2 separate regions of the Mus musculus genome follow, and region 2 is linked to region 1. The links are chromatin loops, found by intact Hi-C in ENCODE. Cell type or tissue: left cerebral cortex. All regions are shown on one strand. Each heading gives the region's core, and the rest is flanking DNA. Links, peaks and the distances in the headings are about the cores only. Region 1 has its middle 58 kb from the start of Apip. Region 2 overlaps A930006I01Rik (RIKEN cDNA A930006I01 gene).

The links. Peaks named below come from ENCODE experiments on the same cell type or tissue, not always from the same donor. Only the 100,000 strongest peaks of a DNase experiment are listed, where the experiment ranks them.
Region 2: a loop joins it to region 1, with 4 times the contacts of the local background. A loop is called at or near these places in 17 of 42 quality-filtered maps.

What each region holds. Positions count from the first base shown.
Region 1 is chr2:103,130,193-103,133,002 of GRCm38, forward strand. No RefSeq gene overlaps it. Among named protein-coding and RNA genes, the nearest start is that of Apip, 58 kb to the left of the region's middle. In left cerebral cortex, for the core only: a CTCF peak has its summit at 1,139 (motif pointing right); a DNase peak (open chromatin) is centred at 1,155.
Region 2 is chr2:103,345,804-103,348,613 of GRCm38, forward strand. The region is part of intron 1 of A930006I01Rik (RIKEN cDNA A930006I01 gene); the gene reads right to left. Among named protein-coding and RNA genes, the nearest start is that of A930006I01Rik, 26 kb to the right of the region's middle. In left cerebral cortex, for the core only: a CTCF peak has its summit at 1,718 (motif pointing left); a DNase peak (open chromatin) is centred at 1,716; H3K4me3 peaks cover 195 bases.

The DNA of each region.
Region 1 (2,810 bases), core at 172-2,671:
TCCCTTTGAAAACTGGGTACCATATTCTAAGCTGATCATCACTAGACTTGGTTCTATCAAGTAACATTTAGGGGCATACAGTCTCTGAGATGTGTGTGTGAGTGAGTATGTTGCATTCAAGAGATTCACATGTACTGATGGATAAGTGAATTCTAGTGGTGGGCCTGGTGGAGTGCTCTGCCTAGATGCCCTCCTCAGCGTAGATATGCTCTCTTCTCATGCCTGTACACCCTGATCAGAAACTGCTCATCGAGGTCATAGCCTCCGAGCTGGTCTCCCTGATCCTGTGACAAGCTATGAAGGCTGGACTCCTTGACTTTAGTTCAGAACCAATCCACAGGGCTATATCCCAAATGAGGGTGTACACATTGGCTGGCTTCCTCATCCACCCCCAGCCTGCCTTCCTTACCATCATGCAGATATAGCATATGAGACCTGACCCCAGTAAATATGCTTATGGTATTACATACGAGAATCAGTTTCCAGAGTGCAGATTGTCGTCACACATCTCCCCAAGGAAAAATTCAAACCCAGGCCGGGGCTATGACTCGGCTGGTAAAGTGCTTTGCCATGCAAGCATGCAGAATTGAGTCCCAGAACTCACAGTCCCATTCCTTGTCATGCCTATATTAACATCGCTTATTATTTTCAAAAGGTTAAAGATTGAAGTCAAGTTCACCTTGTATATGGCAGTGTATGACTTCTAAAAGTCCCTTGTACCTAGTTAGAGGCTCAAATTATTTTTCTGTTTATTGTTTGAGAAAGGTAGAAGAGTCCATCAGACACACAGATATTTGAGAATAAACTCACTGACTTCATGAACCTTGCACATCAGAGTAGATACCCAAGCAATGCCACAGAGATAGAATGACAAACTAAGGAAAGAAAGGATTGTGCTGACAATATGGCTTAATGTGTGGTGGATTTGGGTGGCAGAGGTGGGGATGTCGGGGAAGCACATCAGAGCCCACTTTCCCAGAAGTCACGATGAGTTTGGGCAGATGAATCTGGTCACCTGGGACAATTGTTAAACTCAGTACTCTGTTATTTGTGGCTGGGAGACAGTGCAGGGTAAGGAGCAGTATCTCATACACTGTAGCATCTTGAGACTCAGTCTCCATCTTCTACCCACTAGATGTCAGTAGTTCCCCCGCCTAAGCTCAGCTGTGCCAATCAATCTAGTTGCCGGATGTCCCCGGTGGGGCAAAATCTAGCTGAGACTCAATTGAGCTGGGGGAAGGAGCAAGGTGGCTGAGTAGAGCAGGGTGGGAGGAAAGCATAAAGAGGTTGTATTAGCAGAGGCCATGGTAGGAGATGTGTGTTCCTGGAGCTTAGAGATGGCCTAGGTAAGTCTAGCCAAAGGGCCAGACCCCACAGACTGAGAAAGCAGGAAGTAAATTGCCTTCTTCCTGGAAAAGAAAACAGAACATATAGGGTGAGGGTGGGAATCACAATGATGATGACAGAATCTCCTGGCTGGAATCATTGGGATCCAGAAAAATGAAGCAGCCATCCCTAAGTTCCGACCTCTGAAACAAAATCAGTGGACTTGGGTGGTTACGTGGAGACCATCCATCTGGTGTTTCCCAGGACAACGGAGGGGATGACATAGGAACCTCTGTGGGCTTCATTCCATTAATCAGCAGACACTCCCCAGTATTTGCATTGTTCATGGCAGTACCTGGACCTTTAGTGTTGCTGCAGAGACTTGTCCTGCAGCTGCCTTCCCTTCTGGAGCTGCCCGAGCCAGATGGCAAAGAGAAGCAGGTTGCTGGGTGATTAGGTCTGAAGCTCATTTAAAAATCAGAAAGAGAGAGAGAGAGAGAGAGAGAGAGAGAGAGAGAGGGAGGGAGGGAGAGAGAGAGAGAGAGAGAGGGAGAGGGAGAGGGAGAGGGAGAGGGAGAGGGAGAGGGAGAGGGAGAGGGAGAGGGAGAGGGAGAGGGAGAGGGAGAGGGAGAGGGAGAGGGAGAGGGAGAGGGAGAGGGAGAGGGAGAGGGAGAGGGAGGGAGGGAGGGAGGGAATAAGTAAGAAGGAAGGAAAGAAGGAAGGAAGTCTGTCAGCAGAGGTGTAGGCTTGGTGTGTTGAGGAGCACCTCCAAATGTGTGAGGGGGTAGAGCTGCCCTGAAACAGACCCCCAAGGCCCCCAGCTTCCAGTCAACTCCTTCCCTGAATGAAGTTCCCAGCTATCCCTCCAATGGGCCATTAGATAACAAAGAGGACTCCTGTGGTAATCAGCTTCTTTGACTACCCAATGCCTGTTAACATAGTTCTGCTTTAGTGTTGGAAGAGGAGGCTGATAGAACATATAGTAATCATCTTCAATGTGAATGCCCAAGTCCACACTCCTAACAGCCCCTCAGACTCTCCAGCGTATGTGCCGGTTGCGAATCCCTGGGGTTTCCTTTTGCCTAAGACTCTATTACTGTCTGGTAAGACATTGACCCTGATAGTCCTAATCTAAATTGTTTTCAATGTTTTCTTCACAGACTTGTTTTTGCATTATTTTTGATTGTTTTAAACTATAATGTTTAGTCTGGGGATATAGCTGAGTGGCAGAGTACTTGCATGTATTATGATTTGATTTTGATTTCCAGCAAGTTACATGTATATGTAAATATACTCAGATATCTATTTTGGTGACTGAAGTATTTTAGTGTCTCTTAAATTTTATTTTATTCTGAATTGCGATGAAAAATATATAGAACATACTAACTACAATCTTACCCATCTTTAAGTATATCATTCAGGCATTAGGTACGTTTACATTGTTATGCAACAATTATCACAGCTCATCTTCAAAACTCTTCCCC
Region 2 (2,810 bases), core at 170-2,669, 220 kb after region 1:
TACCCACTCCTCCTGTGCTTGCCCCCAAACAGATCCAGCAGTGTCTTGCCTGTTGGTGCTGGCCTCTGTCTACAAGCAACTCTTTCGTCCCACACGTTCACGTTCTGAGTAGCCTGTAGGTGTGACTTGGAAGCCACCAAGTCTCCAAGCCCTGAGCCTGCTCACCACCCCTGGGCCACCATGTCACAATCGGAAAATGATAAGATGCTGACTGGTGCTCTGGTCCGAAACTCTGACAAGTGCCTCTGTCAGAGCCTACACATGGGAGAAAGTGTCATAAGCAACTTCATGGCAGGAATGCTAAAAGATCTGCTCTGGAGTTAGGCAAAGCAGGGTGTGATGTTGGCTCTGTGCCTTCCAGCTGTGTAACCGTAGGCGAGTTATTTACCTTCTCTGATTTACCCTATTGGACCTGTAACACAGACAGAGTAATAACTGAACCAAATTTGTCAGCAGATATCGGTAATCCAAGCACTGTGGAAACTGAGGCGGGGGGGGGGGGGGGCATTTCTCCTGTGTTCCAGGACAGCCTGAGCTGTATAGACAGACAGCTCCTGACTCAAAAAAATGGCAGTAGGATCTATTTCATGGTGTTGTTGGAATAATGTGGCTCTATGATACTAACTGATTAAAATGGAGACTGATCTACAAGAAGCACTAAATAAGTACTTATTATTATCATTATTAGCTGCAAAGCATCTACGGTGAGATGTGAGATTGCTTGGCGAGTTAATAAGCGATTACTTGGAATGACTTTTCTCCTCTACCGGATCACTTGGCTGCTGGATGGCTTTGAACATATTCATCTGCTATTGGAACCTCAACCACTGCAGCATGCCCGGGTTTGCATAGACACTGGCGCTTGGCAAGCTGGAGCCAGGAAGCTTAAGAAGCTATGCTAGCTCATCAAAGAGCATGAGACATTGGGAAAAGCCATTTAAAGTCAATTGGGCTGTTTACATGCAAAGAAACTTAGCAAGAAGACAGACTCCAGAGACCTTCCTTGCTCTGACCTCAGTTTCCCCATCTACAAGAGAAGGCTCCCATCGCACTGTCTCTCTCTGAATTCCTTGCCTGCAAAGGAGGTCCTTGATTCTGCCAGGACAGTCTTAACAGCCAGCCCTGGGCATGTGTCTGCAAGGCCAACTTCTGCAAGGCCAGGCGGCACTTGGCATGGGCCAGAGTTTTGCAGGGTTCTTCACACAAACCTTCCATCTAGGGCACATCTCCATGACCTCTGCAGCTTCCTAATACCCAACAGTTCCCATAGCTCCCTGATGACACTGTCTGCAGCCACTGAAGACATCTTCAATGAAGACCTCAGTCCTCACAAATATGCCTCCTTCCAGCAGGTGCCCTGTCTGTCTGCATCACTAACTTACCCAGAGTTTTCAGAAAGAACGTTCTTTGCTTCCCTATTGATATGGATATTATTTTGCACTTTAGGGGAGAACAAGTGTGTGTGTGTGTGTGTGTGTGTGTGTGTGTGTGTGTGTCTCTGTGTGTGTGTGTGTGTGTGTGTGTCTGTGTGTCTGTGTGTCTGTGTGTGTGTGTGTGTGTGTGTCTGTGTGTGTCTGTGTGTCTGTGTGTCTGTGTGTCTGTGTGTGTGTGTGTGTGTGGTTTGTCTGTGTTAAAACTTGGCATTTTTCCAAAGCAAAACCTTGCTTTAGGGTTAGGAAGACATTGCCATCTAGTGGCTGCATGCAGAAGTAACCAGACTGCAGCCAAAGAGTCCCTAAAGCTTGAATCCAACTCACTGACTTTCCCAATGTCAAGAGAGGGTTTTGGACTGTCGAGACTGGAACACACAGACCTACTGATCTCCCCGCCCCCAGCAGGGGAACCCCATCCCCTGGCCTAAAATGCTCCTTGGACTGAGGCTGGCAGGACCAGAATTGTTTCCATCCCTTGTGCCCCCTCCTGCTTTTTATCAGCATTGCGGGAGGCAGAAGAGAAAGATCAGCCATCTCTCCTGGCAACCGGCTAAAGGCTTTTCTGAGATAAGGAGGAGGCAGATAAGGAACCGGAGGGAGAGAGAAATCATTGATGGGGGAAGTGAAATGTCTTTCTTGTGTTCCCAGTCCAAGGATGGTGGCTCATGCTTTAACTCTAAAGCAAATAATGGAAGACACTTTCAGTTTGTGAAGCTTTTTTTTTTCTCTAAAATATCGATTTTGTCTCCCCCCCACCAGCCTAACTCATTGTACAAAATAATGGGTGTCATTAAGATGTTTTCAAACATGTATTAATGTGCTTTGGTCATTCACCTCCTGTGTTACCCTTCTCCTCTCTCCTAACCCCAGTCTTTCTCCCAATGGTAAGGATTAGGGATCTCAAAGAAGTAACTTCAGAAAGGAAAACCCATCACTTATGCAAAGTGTGACAATCCATTCTTGTGTAAATGGAGCCAGGAATCACAGACCTCCTTAGTTCCAACGCTTGTATTTGCATATAGCTTTGCAGTTCACTACACGCATTAATGTACTTAACATTCTTTAATCTTTACAAATACCCCCATGGACGGAATTATTAGTCATGAGCGACGAGGAAATAGAGCTTGGGAGACATTGAGCAATTTTCCTGAAGTCACACAGCTATCAATGGCAGCACTGGCTTCTCTTGCTGTCCGGACAACGTGCCAAGTGCTTCTGAGGAAACTATGGCTTCTCCCATAACTATGGCTTCTGGGGAGCAGCTAGAGAGTCTGTCACCCCGAGTTATCCCTGCCTGTCACCTACAGCCCCCCAGTCTCCCTGCAACCACTCCTACAGCTGTTTGCCTGACTGCCCAGCATGTTAGAAAACCCTATG